2 separate regions of the Homo sapiens genome follow, and region 1 is linked to region 2. Evidence: chromatin loops called from intact Hi-C (ENCODE). Cell type or tissue: K562. All regions are shown on one strand. Links, peaks and the distances in the headings refer to the core of each region. The heading gives the core; the rest is flanking DNA.

What was found. A loop is a pair of places that touch in the nucleus more often than their neighbours do. Peaks named below come from ENCODE experiments on the same cell type or tissue, not always from the same donor. Only the 100,000 strongest peaks of a DNase experiment are listed, where the experiment ranks them.
Region 1: it touches region 2 in a loop (2.2-fold over the local background); 3 of 110 quality-filtered maps call a loop at or near these places.

The regions. Positions count from the first base shown.
Region 1 is chr14:31,896,583-31,908,222 of GRCh38, forward strand. No RefSeq gene overlaps it. Among named protein-coding and RNA genes, the nearest start is that of LINC02313, 42 kb to the right of the region's middle. RefSeq lists an enhancer at 5,103-6,302. In K562, for the core only: a CTCF peak has its summit at 1,242; a DNase peak (open chromatin) is centred at 5,609.
Region 2 is chr14:31,528,976-31,540,615 of GRCh38, forward strand. The region is part of intron 2 of LOC105370438 (a long non-coding RNA gene); the gene reads left to right. Among named protein-coding and RNA genes, the nearest start is that of NUBPL-DT, 27 kb to the right of the region's middle. In K562, for the core only: no CTCF peak of the experiment used is centred there; no DNase peak of the experiment used is centred there.

The DNA of each region.
Region 1 (11,640 bases), core at 1,200-9,199, 370 kb after region 2:
AGACAGAGTCTTGCCCTGTCACCCAGGATGGATGCAGTGGTGTGATCTTGGCTCACTGCAACCTCTACCTCCCGGGTTCAAGCGATTCTCCTGCCTCAGCCTCCTGAGTAGCTGGGATTATAGGCGCGTGCCACCACACCTGTCTAATTTTTGTGTTTTCAGTAGAGACAGCGTTTCACCATGTTGGCCAGGCTGGTCTCGAACTCTTGACCTTGTGATCAGCCCACCTCAGACTCCCACAGTGCTGGGATTACAGGTGTGAGCCACTGCACCCAGCCTGAGTCTAAGTTTTCTATTTTATAAATTTTTTGCAATAAACATATAAACACATTAATTTTATGATTAAATGTGGAAGTTACTCTTTAAAGGAAAAGGCATTGATTTACATAAAGGAATGGTGGAATTTCAGGCTGCGAGGAGTGGGCTTTTTTTTCTCTCTCTCTTTTTAGACAGGGTTGCACTCTGTTGTCCAGGTTGGAGTGTAGTGACACAATCATACCTTATTGTAGCCTTCAACTCCTGGGCTCAAGCGATCTTCCTGCCTCAGCCTTCCAAACAGCCAGGACTACAGGCAAGCACCACTATGCCCAGCTAATTTTTTTTTTTTAATAGTAGAGATGGGATCTCAATATGTTGCCCAGACTGGTCTTGAATTCCTCCTGCTTCGGCCTCCCAGAGTATTGGGATTACAGGCATGAGCCACTGTGCCCAGCCAGTGTGGGCATTTGAATGTATATGAGAGCCTTCTATTATATTGCACATAATAGGCAATGGTAATTAACAACAGGTTTCATAGAATAATAAGTAATGAACCTTTATTGTATACTTACCATTTGCTAGGCATGATGCATTAGCACACTTTATATTCATTGTTTCTCTTTCAGTCTTTTTAACAGCACCATGTACTAGAATTATCTGAAGAGGCAAGTGAAGTTTAGAAAAGTATGTTGATTAAGTTAAAACAAGCTGTTCTAACACAAACCTGAAATCTCACAAAAGGGAAGATTATTTCTTCATCATGTAAAGGTTATTTTGTAATCGTGTAAAATTCTATTGGCAGCACCAGTGGGGATGGGGGGAGGTTTCCATTTCAGGCACTGATGGAGGCCCTGCTGTCTTTAACACATGGCTTCCAGGGCTGCCCTGGACATTCCTATCAAGCCAGCAGCCAGCACAATTGAGAGACTGGAGGCCTGTGCAGTTTCTGTGGACCAGCCCTGGTACTGGTAAAATTTCCAATCACATTTCAGTGGCAAGAGCGCAATCATGTGGTCACTCCTCACTGCAAGAAGGCTAGGAAAGAGTCTAGTTGTATCCTCAGAAGAAAAGAGAAAAGGATTTGGTAAACAGCTCACTAATTTCTGCCGTGTGAGGTATCTTACTAGAGATCACACACCCAGCAAGTGACAGAGCCAGGATTTGAATACAGTCAGTCCTGTTCTAAAGCTGACCATCTTAACCACAGGGCTATGCCTCCACATTGCAGAAGACCAAAAGTTTAAAAACTGACTCCCTTAGTTATTGGCTTATAGAGCAGCAGATTCCTCGTCTTTGGAAATGAGATATTCAACCTTTTGCTTTTACTTACTTTTAAAAAGGAAATTTTAACATTCTCTGCCAGATTGATACATTCATTATAATTGATAAGCCCACACTAACATATCATAATCACCCAAAGTCCATAGTTTACATTAGAATTTATTCTTAGGGTTGTTCATTATGAGTTTGGACAAATGTATAATGACATATATCTATCATTATAGTAACTTCTGTATTCCATCTATTCATCTTCCCCCCAACTTGATAATGGGGAGGCTATGCATGTGTGGGGGCAGGAGGTACACAGGAAATCTCTATCTTCTTCCCAATTTTGCTATGAACCTAAAACTTCTCCAGAAATATAAAGTATTTCTTTAAAAATTATCCCAAGGACATTTGTCCTTCTCAAGACTTACAAAAACTAAAATTTTAATAGAAGTTATCTACTATATTTGCTGATTTCCTCCTGCTTCAGCCTCCCAAAGTATTGGGATTGCAGTATTTAGAATTTTCTATCCATTGTTCAATAACTTCAAGTTTGAAGAATATTGCTGATAGAGCCTACTGATACATACTTATTTACATTTATTAAATACCATATGTGTAACTTTTTTAAAAAAGGTTTTACTTTATTTTTTTAAAGTCAGATTCAAAATGAAAGGAGAGGTTGAGGTATGGCCAAAGCTAAATACTCAAGGGTGGGACAAACATTCAAGAATTATAGCTAGGGTGAGCTATGTGGGGAAAAAAATGCTTTCAATTGTAATATGATAGATTTTTAAATCATGTATGCAAGATCAGTAGGCTATAAACTGATGACAAAGAAAAGTTAACACATGTTCTATCAAGAATAGTATTCAAATGAGAAATAGCAGAACAAACATAATTAAGAGGGAACTGGAAGTGAGTGAGATGCAAAACAACTGAGTGTCCAGTTCCTTGTTTGATAGAGTGAGTCACAGGACATCTGCTTCATGAAGATGGACTGGGTGCACACATTTATCTTCCATTACTCCCAAGATCCAAATAAAATAAAAAGTACCAAAAGGAATAAACCTATAACAGGGAAGAGAATGGAATTGGGGTTTACAAAAGAATGAGACATTTTAATAAGTATCTGGAAGAAGAAAAGTAGTTTAGAGTGAGTTGACAGATGAGAGGCAAGAAAAAACAATAGTCTAGCATGAGTTTCAGAGGATGAGGGAGCCACCTGCCCAGTGGAGGAAGCTTTGAGTTGAGAGACAACAGGTCCTATGGAAGGCAGATGTGAGTAGGAGAACCAAAAATGGGGACAGAGGAATGTGGGGAGGCAGGTACATATATTGAAGATTCATCTGTTGACAAATTTATCAACATTTAGCTGGGCATGGTGGCAGGTGCCTATAGTCCCAGCTACTCAGGGGGCTGAGGCACGAGAATTACTTGAACTCGAGAGACAGAGGTTACAGAGAGCTGATATCGCGCCACTGCACCCCAGCCTGGGAGGTGGAGCGAGACTCTGTCTTTACAAAAAAAAAAAAAAAAGTGTCAATATTAAAGTCAAAATGGACCTGACACAAGGTGGGATATAGAAGGGAGAAGGAAAGATGGGGAGTCAAAACGGGATATCAAATTTTGTGTAAAATGAAATAGAGATTTAAATGTTATTTTATGTTATAGTGGTTATCAATTTAAAAAACTTAAAAAAATTAAAACACTAAGAAGAGAGAGGAATGAGGTAGTATAAACAAAATCCTTGTCTTTCATATTAGGGAGTCTATTAAAATTGCTTTCATTGATAAATTAAGAAACAGCAATGTTTCTTAATTTTATCCAACAAATTATCCAGAGGAGACAACTTCCAGAAGAATAAAAATAAAAATATTAAAAGAGTTTGCCATGGATATTCCATTTACCCTGATGTGATTATTATGCACTGTATATGTATATATATGTATCACATAGTTGTGTATTAAAATATCTCAGGTACCCCATAAATATATACACCCTAAAAATAAAAACACCCGGTTACCTCTGCGCAAGTTGAAGTTGGGTTCAGTTCACACTGGACCCTCTTTCCTACTGCAGTAGTATAACCAGACATGAGTATTTTTGTTAAGCTTCGATTAAAATCTATTCTTACTACTTTAAAGGAATAAAAATAAGGAAGGTACAAGCTCTAAGCTATAATTGCCATTCTCTTAGCGTGGAAGGGGGAAAAGGAGTTAAAAACAGAAACCCAAAAAGCAAAACACTGAAAGAAATTCAATACTAAAAGCCTTTAATCTGGGGGAAACAGAGTTCACCTTTGGGTAATGCCACTAGTATTGGTACTAGTAATGCCATCATGTATTATCTTGATTAGAAGTCAGTCAGTTCAACTCTCTAGATTCTCTTACTTCATAGTACATAATATTTTCTCAGCGAGCCTATAAGAATGTGGATTTCTGGCCCTACTTCCAGATATTATAATTTGGCATTGATTACATGTGGTCCATGGGCCATGCATTAGGAACCATGGTTCTAGGCTGTGAGAAATTACATCCATGTCACTGCCAACATCATAGATGTGAGAGCATCCTCTCCCCTCCTCTCACTCTTACAGTTTTTTGAAATGTGGTGTTCAAGGCTGGCTACTCACTTCCTGGAGTTAGAAGGGTCTTCAGGGAAAGGTCTGATGACCTGTGCACAGAGATGAGCCTGAGAAGATGACTCCACCTTAGGGCCTTCCCTATGGTCCGTGGACTGAGGAGGCTTCAGTTGTAAGTCCAGAGACAGTCTTGTCTGTGACCCCAGAGAGCTGCTCCACTGCACATGACCACAGTTACTGTCCTCATTTAGAATGAGAAGGTGACTGCCACTTGGAGTAGACATTTGGATTACCCTGACACATACTCTCGTCTTCTGACAAAACCATTTAGAGAACCAAAATAAATCTAGAAATGAGCTTTGTAGATGTAGAGTTAGAGTTTATTGGATGAAGAAGGTGTTTCCAAGAGTATGACTCTGCTGGCCCACCCATCTCCACAGCATAGATATGCCTAGTAGACCAGCACTGCCCAGCTTGAGCTGCACGTCACATTCACAAAAGGAGCTTTTCAAAAGTACCAGCATGGGCTCCTCTTTAGCTTAATAGAATCAGAATCTCTGAAGATGGGGCCCAGGCGTGGGCATTTTTGTGAAACTTCCCAGGACAGCATAACATCCAGCCAGAGTGAGGATCGTGGTGTACAGGAGTCACAGGGAATGCTCACTGGGTTGTCTAGGCCTCCCTTTCCCCTAAACCACATGGGAGATAAACTAATATGTATTCCAGGGAAAGGCCTAAATGCCTTAATATAACAGGTCCAAAAACTCAATGTTGTCTGTCATAGAAGTAAAACCTTGCTTCGTGTACATAAATTCAGTTAATAATCATAGCAACCCTATGAGATAGGTACTGTTATCATCTGCATTTCATAGATGTAGAAGCTGAGAAAACAGAGATGCTAAGTAACTTGTCCAAGGTCACGCAATTGTCAAGTAGGAGAGCTGGAATATGAATTCAGGTGGCCACAGTTTGGACTCTCAAACATTCTGTTCTATTTCTTTACAGTCACTGACTCTGACAATTCCCTGCTTCTCATTTCGGCAGATGGCCTTGATTCTTACTTCTTGAGAAAAGCAAGGCAATCAGAGAGGAACTCCCTGCTTCTGCAACCACATATATCAGCCTACTGCATCCCTGACTCTATCTTCTATTTGTACGCTGGATCTCATCTCCTCTTGCCAACTCAGGGATGCTGTTCAAGCACTTAAACCGCCTCTCCTCACATCAGTTATTTCCTCAATTGGCTCTTTCTCACTAGCTGTACACATATGAGCTATTACACATTTGTTGTAACATCTTTCATGGAGAAAAATTCCTCCCTTGATTGCACATCTCTCTCTAGCTGCCACCCCGTTTTTCTTTTCTCCTATACAGCATAGTTCCTCCAAAAGAGTGGTCTGTACTTGTCTTCACTTCTTCTCCCATTCTACTCCAATCAGACTTTAGAGCTCCCCTCCCCCACTGTACGCAGGCTCATTCCAACAGTGTTTATCTGGTGCCCCACTCTGAGTCATTCTCTCCACCTATCAGCAGCATGAGTCAGTGTTAATACCCTCACCTGGAAACTCTGGGGCTCTCTCTCAGTTGTCTCCTCCTACCTACCTGGCCATCTACTGTTTCTCAGTTTCATTGCCAGTTGCCTTCACCCCTTTGTTTTCTAAGCATTGGCATGCCCTGGACCTAAGTCCTAGATTTCTTCTCTTTCTATAGTCATTCCATAGGTTTTCTTATCCAGAAAGCTGATTATACTCAAATTTATATTTTTGCATATCTTCATGACCATAGGATAGGAAAAGGTTTCTTAAACAGAACATAAAATGTACTAACCTTAAAGGGAAAGAAATAAAGTCAAACTGCATTAAAATTTAGACTGTAAATCGAGACACTCTTCACAGTGAAAAGGTAAGCTACAGAGTAGGGGATATTTATAATGCATATATCTGACAAAAGACCTGTATCTGTATAATATAAACAACTCCCACAGATAATAAGAAAAAGGTAAACAAAGCAATAGAAAAATGGATGAAGGGCTGGAACAGCCCAGATCTCCTCCTCAAACTCCAGACTTGAATGTACAACTGCATATTCATGATCTCCATTGACTAGTCATCTTATATTTAACCCACCCAGAACAATTCCTGCTGCTTCTTCTCCGTCTCAACCTGCTCCTTCTCCAGTAAATGGCAACTCCAGGTGCCAGTTACACAGGCCAAAACCTGTGGCGTCATCCTCAACTATTCTCTCTTATATCCAACCTATATTAATTATCTATTGCAACAAATATTACACTTCAGTTTCTGTGAGTCAGGAATGTGGGCATGGCTTAGCTGGATCTCAGGCTCAGGGTCTCATTTAGACTATAAATCTACAATCCCGGCATTGGCCAGGGCTAGTCACCTCAAGGTTTGATTAGGGAGGATCACTGCCAAGCTGATACATGTGGCTGCTGGCAGGCCCTGGGTTCTTGCTGGCTGTTAGCTGGAGACAACAGTTCCTTGCCGCATGGGCCTCTCCAAATGCAGATCACAGTATGGCATCTGGTCTCCCCCAGAGTGAGCCAGAGAGAGAGTGTGAGGGAGGGCAGCTAGACGGAAGTCACGTTTTATAACCTAACTCACAATTGATATACTATCACTTTTGCCATATTCCTTTCATTGGAAGTGACTCACTAGGTCAAACCTACATGCAGGGGGAGGTACAGATCACTGTGGGCCATCATAAAGGTTGCCAGTCTTACAATCTAACAGCACATTGCATCATTTCTACTTGCAAAATATAAGCAGAATCTAAGTACTTCTCACCGCTTCCATTGCTAAGCACCCTGGTCTAAGCCTCTGTCTTCTTCCACTTGGATTCTTGCAATACCTTCTTAAATGGCGTCCTTCCTCCCTAACTCCTACTTCACACACACTGTTTGCCATACAATAGTGAGAATAAGCCTTTTAAAATAAGAGTGAAACCATGCTAATGATTTGGAAAAAAAATTCTACAGTGTTCTAGAAGGCCCTGCATGCTCTGCTTGTGTCCTGATCTTTACTCCTGCTATTCTTCCCTTCACTCATTCTGCTCCAACTACACTGGCCTTCCTGATGTTCCCTGAACACACCAAGCATGCACCCACCTTAAACCTTGGATGCTTTTCATGTTTGTATCTTCTCTTCGATATCTGCAAGGCTGGGAAAATGTCATCCTTCAGTGAGGTCTTCCCAGAATGTCCCTTATAAAATAGCAATATGTACACCCTCCCCTCTCCTTTACTCCCTATTCCCTTAACTAGCTTTATTTTTACCTGTAACAATTACCACCTTCCTTGTTTTTCTTGTTTATTTTCTGTTTCCCGAGTACCATTTGTTGGCATATAATATGAGCTCAATCAATATTTATTAAATATAGAAACATCCTTGATTGGGTTATACAAAGTTCTTGTTCTTTCTATGGCTGATATGGGAAGACATTGTGTATGTATGACACATTTGGACGTGATTGATCTCATCTGGATTGTGTTGAATTCATCATTTAACCCTAGATAAATTCATCATTTAATTCTATCATGAGTGAGGGAGTGGAGTTGTGAAAGAGGCGGCGGGGAAGGAATTGGCTGGTTTGTCCCCAGTCCCCCCACAGCCCCTTCTAACCCACTGGTTCTTCATCCTCTTACAAAAACCCTTCCTCCTCTGAGCCTCATGGTACCTGTCAAGAAGCTGCCTTCTTGCTGTCATTTCTAGACCCCACATTCACCCAGGGTCTTACCCAAACACCCTTCAATTCAGACCCATCACGTGGTACGTTGGTGGTATAGTGGTAAGCATAGCTGCCTTCAGACTCATGGCCCCTGCTCTAGCTCTGAAATCCTAAACTATGGAATACCACTCTTTGACCCCAACCTTCTACTCTTTCAGTTTATTCCCCTTCGAGGAAGGGCAAATACCTTGAAACACGCCAAGACCTCCACCTGAGTCTCCTCCATTTTTTAGCAGACAATCATCCCCTTTTGGCTTTATGTCTTCCTCTATCTGCCCTAAATACCTTATTCATTACCTCATTTTATATAGAAAAAATGTGCTGCAGTGATGGAAAGCAAAGGCTTTAGAGACCCAAACACAGGTTCATAGTCTGGCTCTACCACTTGTTAAATCATGTGATCTTGGGCAAATTAATTAATCTGTCTGAACCCCACTTTCCTTGACTATAAAATGAGAATAACAGCTTCATTATAGGGAGGTTGTGAGGACTGCATGTGATTTAGAAAAGCATGAAGTTCATAGACAGCAACAAATGTAAATGACTATTATACAAATTTTTAAATAAATTTTATTGTATATATTTAAAGTATACAAATGTTGTTATAGGATGCATATAGATAGCAAAAGGGTTACCATAGTGCAATAAATGGACATATCTATCATCTCACATAGTTACCCTTTTTTTTGTTTTTGTAGCAAGAGCAGCTAAAATTAACTCAGCATGAATTCTATATACAGTACAATTGTATTACCTCTAGTCCTCATAGGGTACATTAGATCTCTAGACTTGTTCATCCTACACATCTGATGCTTTGTATCCTCTTGAACTATGTCTTCCCGTTTTCTCTCCCCAGTGCCCCATCCCTGACAACCACTGTTTTGTTCTTTCTGTATAGTTGAAATTTTTTATGTTCCACATATTAATGAGATAATACAATATTTTTCTTTATGTGTCTGGCTTATTTCATTTAGCATAATGTCCTCTAGGCTCACCCATGCTGTGGCATATGGCAAGATCTCATTCTTTTTTAGGGATGAATAATATTCAATGTTATTGTATCTACCACAATTTCTTTGTCCTTTCATCTGTCAACAGACACTTAGGTTGTTCCATATCTTGGCTATTGTGAATAATGCTGCAATAAACATGAGAGTGCAGATATCTTTGTGAGGTGGTAATTTTATTTCCTTTTAGTATATGCCCAGAAGAGGGATTGCTAGGTCACATGGTACTTCTAATTTTGATTTCTTTAGAAGTCTCCATACTATTCTTTATAATGGCTCTACCAATCGACATTTCCACCAGCAATGTACAAGAGTTCCCTTTTCTCCACGTCCTTGCCAACACTTGTTATCTTTTGCCTTTTTATTAATAACCATCCTAACAGGGTTAGGTGGTATCTTATAGTAGTTTTGATTTGCATTTCCCTGATGATTAATGATGAGGAACACCTGTTCCTATACCTGTTGGCCATTTTTATGTCTTTGGAGAAATGTCTGTTCAAGTCTTTTGCGTATTTTTTAATCGGATTACAGATGCTCCTTGACTTAGGTTGTGTTTGAATAAGCCCATTGTAAATTGAAAATACCCTAAATCAAAAGTGCATTTTCCACTTACAATACTGGAACATGATCATAAGTGGAGAAGCTTACTGAATGTGTATTATATTCCTACCAACCTAAAGTTGAAAAATTATAAGTTAAATCGTTGTTAAGTCAAGAACTGTATCTGTTTTTCTACTACTGAGTTGTATGAGCTTTTTATAAAATTTGGATATTATCACCTTATTAGATATATGGTTTGCAAATTTTTTTTCTAAATTCTTAGGATACCATTTTATTTTGTTCATTGCTTCCTTTGCTCTGCAGAAGCTTTTAAGTTGATGTACAGCTGACCCTTGAACAACACAGGTTTGAATTTCATGGGTGCATGAAGATTTTCTTCTCCTTCTGCCACCCCTGAGACAGTAAGCCCTCCTCTTCTTCCTCCTCCTCAGCCTACTCAATGTGAAGACAATGAGAATGAAGACCTTCATGATGGATCCACTCTCAATTAATATTAAATATATTTTCTCTTCCTTATGATTTTCTTAATAATATTTTCTTTCCTCTAGCTTACTTTGTTGTAAGAATACAGTATATAATACATATAACATACAAAATATGTGTTAGTCAACTGTTTATGTCATCAGTAAGGCTTCTGGTCAACAGTAGACTATTAATTTTTTTGAAAGTCAGAAGTTACCTGTGGATTTTTGACTGTGCAGGGGTTAGCATTTCTAACATCCATGTTGTTCAAGGGTCAACTGTAGTTCCATTTATATATTTTTGCTTTTGTGGCCTGAGCTTTTTAGAAAAATATATACATTTTATTTTAGATTCAGGGAGTGTATGTGCAGGTTTGTTGCATGGGTATATTGCATGATGCTGAGGTTTGGGGTATGATTGATCCTGTCACCCAGATAGTGAGCATAGTGCCCAATAGGCAGTTTTTTAGCCTGTGCCTCGTTCCCTCCTCTCGTAGTCCTCAGTGTCTGTAGTTCCCATCTTTATGTCCATGTGTACTCAGTGTTTAGCTCTCACTTGTAAGAACTTGTGGTATTTGGTTTTCAGTTTCTGTGTTAATTTGCTTAGGATAATGGCCTGCAGCTGCATCCACGTTGCTGCAAAGGACATGATTTCATTCTTTTCATGATTTTCATTCTTTTTATGGCTGCATAGTATTCCGTGGTATATATGTACTACATTTTCTTTATCCAGTCCACAGTTGATGGGCACCTAGGTTGAATCCATGCCCTTGCTGTTGTGAATAGCACTGCAATGAACATACAAACATATCTACCAAAAAGAATGATTTGTTTTCCTTTGGGTATGTAACAGTAATGAGATCACTGGGTCAAATGGTAGTTCTATTTTTAGTTCTTTGAGAAATCTCCAAACTGCTTTACAGTGGCTGAACAAATAATTTACCTTCCCACCAAAGTGTATAAGCATTCCCTTTTCTCTGCAGCCTCGCCAATGTCTGTTATTTTTGATTTTTTGATAATAGCTATTCTGACTGGTGTGAGATGTTATCTCATTGTGCTTTTGATTTGCATTTCTCTTATAAAGAGTGAAGTTGAACATTTTTTCATATGTTTGTTGGCTGCTTGTATGTCTTTTGTGAAGTGTCTGTTAATATTCTTTGCCCACTTTTTAACAGGATTATTATTTTTTTGCTTGTTGAATTATTTAAGTTCTCTATAGATTCTGGGTATTAGATCTTTGTTGGATGCATAGTTTTGTGAATATCTTCTCCCATTGTGAACGTTGTCTGTTTACTCTGTTGATAGTTTACTCTGTTGATAGTTTATTTTGATGTGCAGAAGCTCTTTAGTTTAATTAAGTCCTACTGTCAATTTTGTTGTTACAATTGTTTTTGAGGACTTAGTCATAAATTCTTTGCCAAGGTCAGTGTTCAGAAGGATATTTCCTAGATTTTCTTCTAGGTTTTTTTTTTTGTTTGTTTGTTTGTTTGTTTTTTTGAGATGGAGTCTCACTCTGTCACCCAAGCTGGAGTGCAATGGCATGGTCTCGGCTCACTGCAACCTCTGCCTCTTGGGCTCAAGTGATTCTCCTGCCTCACTTGAGAACATGGGGCAAATCTCCTGGACACTGGCCTTGGCAATGGCTTTTTTGGTATTACACAAAAAGCTTAGGCCACAATACCATTCTGCCCAAAGCAATCTACAGATTTAATGCTATTCCTATCAAAACACCAATGTCATTTTTCACAGAATTAAAAAAAAA
Region 2 (11,640 bases), core at 1,627-9,626:
TGCTATTTTATTAATCTTAAGAGATGTATCCGTGACAGTTCTAACTTGAGAACCTTAGATAGAGATAGTATAACATAAATTCAAAGCATTACTATAGATTATGGTAAATTTTAATGGTTCTCATGAAAACAATAAGGATTTCTTTATCAATCTGAGAGAAATTCTGTTGGGAAGGTATTATAGCATTAACCACTCTGTACTGTACTGTGTATATGTTTGCCTCCTTGGTTAGACTGTGAATTCTTAGAGAAAAGAAAACATGCCATGTTTATCTTTGCACTGTGATGCAACGATGGTGTAGTGGTTAAGAGCATGGTCTTTGGAGCCAGCCTTCTTAGGTTGATACCCTGGTCTATATCCAGACTTTTGGGATTCATACTTTACTTGTTTGTGTGTCCTTGGGCAAGATACTTAACCACTTGAGAACTCACTCACCTGTGAAGTAGAAATAGTAATGATGTCTACATACTTCATAAAAACTTCTATGAGGACTAAATGAACTAGTATATGTAAAGCTTAAAATAGTACTTGGTATGTAGCAAGCATTCAGTAGATTTTCACCATCATTAGTATAGCACATAGCTTAGCTGTGCTTAATAAACATGTGTTAAGTGAATGAATAACACGGATTCTGAGTAGTAAGAAGTTGGTGGCTCAGTGCTAGCTGGCATTCTATAGCTAAGCATGCAACCAAAATCGTATAATGAAGGACCACTGTCAGGGAACAGTGGCTTATGATAATAATGTGCTAGCAAAACCTGGAGGTAAGTTTCCTGTAACTTTGTAGAATGTGTGCTAATGCTGATGAGTCCAACACTGTGCCACACATTTTCCAGCAAATAATGAATACTTTTTGAGGGGGAAAAATCCCTGGGAAAATAAAATAGCTTCAGGAAGCCATGAAACTCTTGCTTTATTTTTGACTTGGCATAGAAGGTGGGGCACATACCTTGTTCTGAACCGAAGAAAGTGTAGTGAAAATATTATTTCATATTTCTCTTTTGTCTTTGGTATAGCAGAGTCTTCTGGTGCCCATACAATACTCCTTCTCTCTTTTTCCTTGCCAACAGTCGTGATTTTATATCCACCCCTCACCTTCCTGTTACAGATAAATCCTGATTTGTCTAAGTCAATTGTGGACACAGACACAACTCCAAACACACACACACACACGTGCATGTGCATGAGTGCACGCGAGTCTGATTTAGGAAGGAGCATAAGACACAATTCTGGCCAAAGAAAAATGAGGATAAATCTGTGATGAGGGCTTCTGGAAAAGATTTTCTTACTCTTAAAAAGAGACACGCAGGAGGAGGCAACCTCATTTTCTGCTGCACATTGCCACGTCAGGATGAAACGTTTGGAATTGTGACAGCATCTTGTAAGTATGAGGGGGAGCTAGCTATCAAAATGTAAACAAATTTTCTCTTTAGAATCAGTGAGATTTAATCTACGACAGAAATTTAAGCTTAGGTGTGAAATGACTTTCTCTATGTCTCCTATGAAGTTTGTGGTTATCTCATTATTACATTCTAGATTTCTACACTTTCCATCTAGTGCATTCAAATATGTTGACAATTTTTAGAGTTACAACTATGTACTGTTGCTTACTTTATATCTGTGATTTTTGATCCTTGTTTCCAGAAACATCTTCAATCTTATTTTTTTATAACAGTTTTGTCAAAATCTAATTCACATACTATGCAATTCGTCAATTTAAACTGTACAGCTCAATGGTTTTTAGTATATTCACAGAATTAAGCATTCCTCACCACAATCGCGGTTAGAATATTTTCATCACCCCCCAAAGAAACTTTGTAACCGTTAGCAGTCCTTCCGCATTTATACCCACTCCCTCTAGTCTTAGGCAGCCACTAATTTACTTTCTGTCTCTATAGATTTACTTATTCTGGACATTTCATTTAAATGGAATCCTGTATGGTCTTTTATGACTGGCTTCTTTCACTTGGCATATGAAAGATTCATCCATGTTGCAGTATGTATCAGTATAGCATGTCTTCTCTTGCTGAATAATATTATATTGTATGGATATGCCATATTTTATTTATCCATTTAAACAGCTGATGGACATTTGAGTTGTTTCCATTTTTTGGCTATTATGAATAATGCTGCCACTGATGTACTTGTACCTTTTTTTTTTTTTTTTTTTTTTGAGACAGAGTCTCTCTCTGTCACCAGGCTGGAGTGCAGTGGCGCAATCTTGGCTGACTGCAACCTCCGCCTCCTGGGTTCAAGTGAATTCTCCTGCCTCAGCCTCCTGAGTAGCTTGGACTACCGGTGCATGCTACCACTCCCAGCTAATTTTTGTACTTTTTACTAGAGACGGGGTTTCACCATGTTGGCCAGGATGGTCTCCATCTCTTGACCTCGTGATCCGCCCTCCTCGGCCTCCCAAAGTGCTGGGATTACAGGCGTAAACCACCGTGCCCAGCCACTTGTATATATTTATGTACACATTTTTTGTGTGGCTATATGTTTTCATTTCTCTTGAGTGTATACCAGGAGTGAAGTTGCTGGGTCACATACTAACTCTATGTTTAACCTTTTGAGAAACTGTCAGATATTCTTTAAAGTGGCTGCACCATTTTGTATTTCCATCAGCAGAATATAAGGGAACCATTTCTCTACGTTCCCTCCAATACTCATCATCTTTCTTTTGGATTATAGCCACCTTAGTGGTATCTCAACATAGTTTTGATTTGCATTTCTCTGATGGCTAATGATGTTGAGCATGTTTAATGTGCTTATTGGCCATTTGTGTATCTTCTTTGGAAAACTTTCTATTCATATTTTTTTAATTAATAAACTTTATTTTTAGAGCAGTTTATTTAGGTTTATCGAAAACATGAGCAGAAAGTACAGAATTCCCCTATATTCCCTTACCACTCCCCCAGTCCACACACAGTTTCCTCTATTATTATTTTTTGAGACGGAATTTTGCTCTTGTTGCCCAGGCTGGAGTGCAATGGCGCGATCTTGGCTTACCACAACCTCCGCCTCCCAGGTTCAAGCGATTCTCCTGCCTCAGCCCCCCTAGTAGCTGGGATTACAGGCATGTTCCACTACGCCTGACTAATTTTGTGTTTTTAGTAGAGATGGGGTTTCTCCATGTTGGTCAAGCTGGTCTCGAACTCTCGACCTCAGGTGATCCGCCCACCTTGGCCTCCCAAAGTGTTGGGATTACAGGCATGAGCCACCGTGCCCAGCCAGTTTCCTCTATTATTAACATCTTGAATTAGTCTGATACATTTGTTATAATTGATGAGCCAATGTTGGCACATTATTATTATTACCTAAAATCCATAGTTTACATTAGGGTTCACTCTACATTGTACATTCTGAGGGTTTTGGCAAAGTTATAATGACATGCAGTCACCACTACAGTATCATACAGAGTCGTTTCACTGCCCCAAATATCCCCTGTGTTCCACGTATCCATCCTTCCCACTTCCCCTTTCCCCCAAAACCCTGGCAGCCATTAATCTTTTTACTGTCTCCATAGTTTTGCCAATTTCAGAATGTCATGAAGTTGGAATTGTATGGTATATAGTCTTTTCTAATTGGCTTCTTTCACTTAAATATGGATTGATGGTTCCTCAATGTCTTTTTATGACTTGATAGTTCATTTCTCTTTATTGTTGAATAATACTTTATCGTATGGATGTACCACAGTTTATTTATCCTTTCATCTATTGGATGGCATTGTGGTTGCTTTTGAGTTTTGGCAAATATGAATAAGTGGCTGTAAACATTTGTGGGCGGGGTTTTGTGTATAAATATATTTTCAATTCATTTGGGTAAATGAATGCAGTTTCTGGATTATATGGTAAGAGTGTGTTTAGTTTTGTAAGAAACTGCCAAACTGTCTTCCAGAGTGGCAATACTATTTTGTATTCTCACCAGTAATGAATGAGAGTTCTTTTTGCTCCTTTTGTCTATTTTTTAAATTGGGTTATCTGTCTTTTTATTACTGACTTGTAAGAGTTCTTTATATATTCTAGATATAAGTCCCTCATTGGGTGCATGATTTGCAGAATTTCTCCCCATCCTGTGGGTTGTCTTTATTTTCTTGTTGGTGTCCTTTGAAGCACAAATTAAAATTTTTATAAAGTCCAGTTTATGTCTTTTTTCTTTTGTTACTAGTTCTCTTAGTGTCTTGTCTAAAAAGCCTTTGCCTAACCCAAGGTCATGATTCATTCCTATGAATGATTCTTCAAAGAGTTTTATAGTTTTAGCTGTTTTATCCATTTAAAATTAACTTTTATATGTGATGTAAGTTCGGAGTCCAGCTACACTTTTTGTATAGGGATAATCCTGCTGTCCCAGCACCATTTGTTGGAAAGAGTACTCTTTCCCCCATTGAATTGGCACTTTTATTGAAATTAACTGGCCATAAAAATGAAGGCTGATTCTTGGGCACTCAATTCTGTTTTAGTGATCTGCATTTGTATCCTCATGCCAGTACTACACTGTCTTGATTACCGTAGCTGTGAAGGAAAATTTGAAAACAGAAAGTGTGAGTCCTCCAACTTTGTTCTTTTCTTCGAGATTGTTTTGTCTATTCTGGGTCCCTTGTATTTTCATATGAATTTTAGGATTGGCTTATTTTTTTCTTTTCTTTTCTTTCTCTTTTTTTTTTTTTTTTTTTTTTTTGAGACAGACTCTTGCTCTGTCACCCAGGCTGGACTGCTATGGTACAATCTCAGCTCACTGCAACCTCTGCCTTACAGGTTCAAGCGATTCTCCTGAGTCAGCCTCCTGAGTAGCTGGGATTACAGGCGTGCATCAGCATGCCCGGCTAATTTTTGTATTTTTAGTAGAGATGGGGTTTCACCATGATGGCCAGACTGGTCTCGAACTCCTGACCTCAGATGATCTGCCCACTTTGTCCTCCCAAAGTGCTGGGATTACAGGTGTGAGCCACTGCACCTGGCCGGTGGAATTGTTTCCTTAATTTCATTTTTGAATTGTTTATTGCTAGTGTACAGAAATACAGTTGATTTGTGTATATAGATCTTATATGCTGCAACCATGCTGAACTGGTTTATTATTTCTAATAGTTTTAGTAGATTCATTCTGTTTTTCTACATATGAGATAATATTATCTGGAAATAGAGGTAATTTTACTTTTTCCTTTCCAATCTAGATTATTTTTATTTCATTTTCTTGCCTACTTGACCTGGCTAGAACCTCCAGTACAATGTTAAATGGAAGTGGCAAGAGTGGATTTTTTTTTTTTTTTTTTAGATGAGGGTCTAGCTCCGTCACCTAGGCTGTAGTGCAGTGGCATGATCTCGGCTCACCACAGCCTTGACCACCAGGGCTCAAGCAATCCTCCCACCTCAGCCTCCTGAGTAGCTGGGACCACAGGTGTGCACCACCATGCCAGACTAATTTTTTGTATTTTTGTAGAAACAGGGTTTTGCCGTGTTGCCCAGTCTGGTCTTGAACTCCTGGGCTCAAGTGATCTGCCTGCCTTGGCCTCCCAAAGTGCTGGGATTACAAGCATGAGCCACCGCGCCCAGCCTGAGAGTGGACATTTTTGTCTTGCTCCTGATCTTAGGGAAATAGTTTTCAGTCTTTTACTATTAAGTATGATGTTAGCTGTGGTTTTTTTTTTTTAAATAGATGCCCTTTATCAGGAGTGTCTAAGGAGAAGAGAGACAGCAACAAGCAATGGAAAAATAGATGTTGATGGGTATCTCATAGAAGGTTCTGTGCCCTACCTTTTGATCAAAGCCCCAAGGACAGGTAAAAACCTGTGACTGTCTAAGGCATTCAAAAACAGAGCCAGATTGTGCCGTGCTCCATACAGGTAAAATCAGAGTTCAAAATAGAAACTGGGCTGGGTGCAGTGGTTCACACCTGTAATCCCAGCACTTTGGGAGGCCAAGGTGGGAAGATTGCTTGAGCCCAGGAGTTTAAGACCAGCCTGGGCAACACAGAGAGACCCTGCCTGTACAAAAAATTTAAAAAAAAATCCAGGCATGGTGGTGTGTACCTGTGGTCTCAGCTACCTGGGAGGCTAAGGTGGGAGGATCGCTTGAGCCCAGGAGGTCCAGGCTGCAGTGAGCTGTATTCACACCACTGCACTCCAGCCTGTGTGACAGAGCAGGAACCTGTCTCAAAAAACAAACAATAAAAAAAAATGAATTTAAGTTGTAGGAAAATAAAGTTACATTTTTTGCTCACACAAATTGTAAGCTGAAACTCATAATCACTGTGTTATTAATCACCAAATAACTTTTACATCGGGTTTTTTTTCACTCATAAGTGGTAATGGATATGTATAATAATAATTTCCAGTAACATAATCTTTCTGGATGCCTGTCCTGCTCAGTATGAATCAATTCTGTTTCTTAGTGAATACGTTTTTAAAATGCTAAAACATTTTTTGGAATTAGCATTGATTTTTTAAGGGAATCTCCTGTGGCTAGAGCAGCGTATCTTTAATTGATTTGGAGTTAGAGAATAATACATTTATAGAAAAGACAATCACATTTTACATAAAAATCAATGCCATTTTGCCATGTAAAGGCTTCTGGGAAGCTGACTGAAGATGTGAATCTTGAGGCATTCCCTTTTATACGTTCAAATGAAACATTTATTCATTACTTTCTTATTTTGTAGGACTGTTATGTAATCAGAAGCAGGATTTCATGCAAAGTGTGGACATACATTATGATTTTCCTAATTACCACACTGCATTTTAATAGAAAAAAACCCATCAAAATTATTGAATTTAGCCCTGGAATTCAAAACAAAAACTATTTAAAATAATATTTTTCCTACGTTTTCAAAAATTTTCCCATTTTGAGAAGCCTACATTATCATATTTCTTTGAGCGCTTACTTTACTTCTTTTTCTTCTTGAAAACTTAGAAAAGCATTGATACTGGGTATTGTTTTTTACTTTATAACCAGTGGTTCTCAATCCTGGCTATACATTAGAGTCAAGTGGGTTGCTTTTATTTATTTATTTACATTGTTTTAGTTTTTATTTATTTATTTACATTGTTTTGTTTTTTATTTACATGATTGTTTTTTAGAGACAGGTTCTTGCTCTATCACCCAGGCTGGAGTGCAGTGGTACAATCATAGCTCACTGCAACCTCAAATTCCTGGGCTCAAGTGATCCTCCTGCCTCAGCTTCCTCAGTAGCTGGGACTACAGGCATGTGCCGTCACTGGGTTGCTTTTAAAAAATAACAACACGCGGGCCTTAGGCACCCCTGGGGGTGAGAGTTTGTCACTGATATTCTTTAAAAGCTCCCCAGTAATTTTAGCATACAGCTAGGTTGAGACTGTTATTTAAATGATCACTAGAAATGGTGAATTTTATGGTATGTAAATTATACCTCAATAAAACTGTGTAAAACAATAATCACCAACAGGTATCTAAAGCCTCACTGACATAAAGTGTCTCACCCATATGACTATCAGGTGCCAACAGGCCCAGTTTCCCCAGGATCGAGAGGTTTCCCCACACGAGGGACTTGCAGTGCTATAAAACTGGGAAAATCCTGGGAAAACTGGAAGAGGTGGTCACACTGTAGTATGGAAGAGATGGCTTTTCTAGATAGAAAAGAACATTTTTCCCTTCTTGGTAAAGGTTATTTGAGGAGAAACAGAGGTGGTTCTAGCTTCTTGCCCTTCTCAAAGACACTCATTGTAGCCACTTCTTGACCTCATACTCACTCATGAACACCTTGTCCTTTGACTTCAAACTCCACCACCTCACTGAAATTACCCTCTTGGAGATGACCAATGACTTTGTAATCACCAAATCCAGTGACTCATCAGTGTCTTCTGCTGATGCCTTTACCCCTTCCTTCTTGCTTTCTGTGGCATAGTATTAGAGTGTTTTTCCTACTCTCCTTGAACCATTGCTATTGCCTTTGTTAGCTCTGTTTTTTTTTTGTTGTCTAGGTGTAGGCATTTTTCATGGTTCTGTTGTCGGCTCTTTTCTTGCCTATATATACTTATGATTTCACCTGTTTCCTTTCTGCATAGATTCCTATTGTCAGTAGCTGTTTTCATGACCAGGACAGCCTTTCCCTCTCAGTATCTATGGCCCTAATGGGGTAATAGAAGAGAGAAAGACACACACCTGCTTGCACAATCTTAGAAAACTTTATTGTCTTCATAGTGAGTCCTGACATTATAGGGGGCAGATATGTAACGTGACACATCAAGACAAATTTATAGTAGTTAACTTTGACAAAGGTTCATATTTCCTGCCTCAGTAAATTGCAAACCCCATGAAAAACTCTGTATTGTCTCCCTAGCATTTGGCAAAGTGCCTGGTACATAGTAGGCACTAAATAAGGAGCTGTGCATCTTCAATAGCAACACATTTGCTGTTGTTTCTCAGTTCAGCCTTTCTTACACCATTCTCAGTCACATGCCAAAATTAGTAGAGGGAGATGGGAAAGGCCTGATTGCCGATGAAGGGGTATGGCCTGAGGGTTCTCTTAAGTTCTCTCGGTATTTTGTGACATATAGTATTTACCTAGGAGCCCTGGAAAAGTTTCCGGATGGATCTAGATACTTTAAAGATAAAGCTATTCCCATCCCAATTTCCATTAAACCTCAAGTTTCCATAAATGATAACAACACTGTGTAACTGTATCCCAGTTCCAAAATAACCACACAATATTCTAAGTAAAGAGGAAAGCAGGGAAATAGTCTGTAGGGAGCCTAGAAGAAAGGGAGTCAAAGGGGAAGACTCGGACATCATGTCTCTTCTGTTTAGAACGTTGGTGGACAGATCATAGCAGATGCTTTACTGCACCTTGGCAAATGTCTCTCTATGGGTCTAATGAGCTGCGTGAGGCTAAGCTAGCCAATGGAGATTGTTCACCTAATTCTATCTCTGATTTTGTGATCAGCAAGCAGGAGTCAGATTATGTTGTAGCAACCAACATGGACTTTTCTACAGGTACGAACTAAGCAATGTGAGCTCTAGAGTTGAGTTGACAATTATGTTTCTCACTTTAAAGTTTGACTTTACGTTAGTCTGTAGCTGTAGCATGCATTAGTTGTCCCAAGGCCAGTCATCTCTGGATGCACTGACAAAATGGAATTTTTCATTTGACCTGCAAAACTGGAAGAATATAGTGGCTACATCAAGGAGACAACACTGTGAAACAGCAAGCTGACCCGAGACAACGTGTCTGGCTTTCCTTTTCTACCTCTGAAATTCCTATTTCATATCTCTAGCTCTAACTTCTCTTGAGTTCCAGTCATCTGGGCATCTCCACCTTTGTATCCCAGGCCCATCTCAAACTCATTTTTTTTTTTGGTGTCAGGGTCTCACTCGGTCACCCAGGCTGGAGTGCAGTGGTGCAATCATGCTTCACTGCAGTCTCCACCTCCCAGGTTCTAGTGATCCTTCCATCTCAGCTTCCTGAGTAGCTGAGATCATATTTTTATTTTTTGTAGAGATGGGGTTTCCCTGTGTTGCCCAGGTTGGTCTCAAACTGAGACCAGCGATCCTCCTGAGCTCAAGTGATCCTCCCACCTCGGCCTCCCAAAGTGTTGGGATTACAGGTGTGAGCCACCTCAGCTGGCCTCAAACTCATTCCTAAGTGCAAATTACTAACCTCAAACTTCCAATCCTGTATTGTACCTGCTTTGGATTTCTTCAGAGGACTTCTAGCTTGCATAGCACTTACTTGTTTTATACATTGTTTGTTTCCCTCCACCACAATATAAGGTCCATGAGACAAGAGTTTGTGTATGTTTTGTTCATTGCTGTATTCCCACTACCAACAATAGTGCCTAATATGCAGTGGGTATTCGATGGATATTTGTTGGGTGAATGGAGTCCTTTCAGTCTTGTTTTCAAATATCTTTTAGGTTAATGTTGTCCTTTCCCTTCTTATTGACACCATTACGTTAGACTATGAAATAGAATCTACCAAGTCTCATATAATCTAGGTTTCTGTTACTTTAATCCTGTGCATCATTGCCAGATCAATCCTACTTGGAAATTATCTCTCATTGTGTCACTCCCTTAGTTGTAGCTCAATACTGTTTAAATATAGGATCTTCAGCCAGGCATTTGGAGCTACCACAATATGACCCCAATCTGTCACTTCAATTTTCTTTCGTGTGATTCCTTTACAGATGCCTTATAGTACAACCAAATTGGGCTGCTTGTTCTTTGAGTATTTCTTGAACTTTACTACCTCTGTACTTCTCCCATTCAGTTACTTTGCTCAGGAATGCCCATTTCCAGCTGTTTCTGTTGGTATTTGCTTTTGTGTAGCTAATAATATTCATAGATGACTATTTTAAAATTTATCCATTTAAAAAATTGACATTGTGGTCAGATGAGGATTTAGCTCTTTTATACTATCACACTTCACCTCTGTGCCACACAGCTTCTGTTTTTCCCTCCGGTTCCTCTGTCCTATATGGGCCACATCAACAGCTTCTGTGCCTCTGGCTCCTTGCTGGGTTTGGACAGTGGCATGTTCAAGGGAGGGAGGTGAGGCAGGTGACGGAGGTGAGGGTGTTTATTACCCCAACTCTCTTCCACTGTCCCTCAAACGAAGGTTATTGTTCCATTCAATACGGCCTCCTTTTCACAGACTTCTTTTGGATTTTGGTCAGCTCCCTCCCTCTTTCTTTGGACCTAGGGGACCCAACCCTGGGTTATTAAATATCCCTGTGATTTCCTTACATGCTGCCCACATTTTTGGAGATGACATTTTTATAAAGAAACGCCTCTGGTTAATCCTAATCTGAATGCACCCTCTGCTTTCTGTTGGGATTTGGCTGACAGATGTATTCTCTCTGCATCCTCCCAATTTAGTTATATTAAAATTTTTGTTACACCAATATTATTATTGTTATTTTTTTTTTGAGACAGAATCTCTGTCACCCAGGCTGGAGTGCAGTGGGGTGATCTCAGCTCACTGCAGCCTCTGCCTCCTGGGTTCAAGAGATTCTCCTGCCTCAGCCTCCCAAGTAGGTGGGACTACAAGTGTGCATCACCGCACCTGGCTAATTTTTGTTTTTTTTGTAGAGATGGGATTTCACCATGTTGGCCAGGCTGGTCTTGAACTCCTGAGCTTCAGTGATCCACCCACCCCGGCCTCTCAAAGTGCTGGGATTACAGGCGTGAGCCACCACACCTGGCCAAAATCAATATTATTTATAATAATATGACATTATAAATATCATAGTGTTCCCCCAGCAAATTTCCTTTCTGATACAGCCTTTTGTTTTTTCACAAATCGGTTATTATCTTATTTGCTCATTTGCTTAGTTTATGTGGAGCTTTTTTTTTTTTTTTTTTTTTTTTTTTTTGAGATAGATCTCCTCTGTCACCCAGGCTGGAGGACAGTGGCGTGATCTCAGCTCACTGCAACCTCCGCCTCTCCAGTTCAAGCGATTCTGCTTCTCAGCCTCCCGAGTAGCTGGGACTATAGGCGCATGCCACCATGCCTGGCTAATTTTTGTTTTTTTGTAGAGACGGGATTTCACCATGTTGGCCAGGCTGGTCTTGAACTCCTGAGCTCCAGTGATCAGCCTGCCCTGGCCTCCTGAAGTGTTGGGATTACAGGCGTGAGCCACCATGCCCAGCCTATGTGTAACTTTTGCCGCTTCTT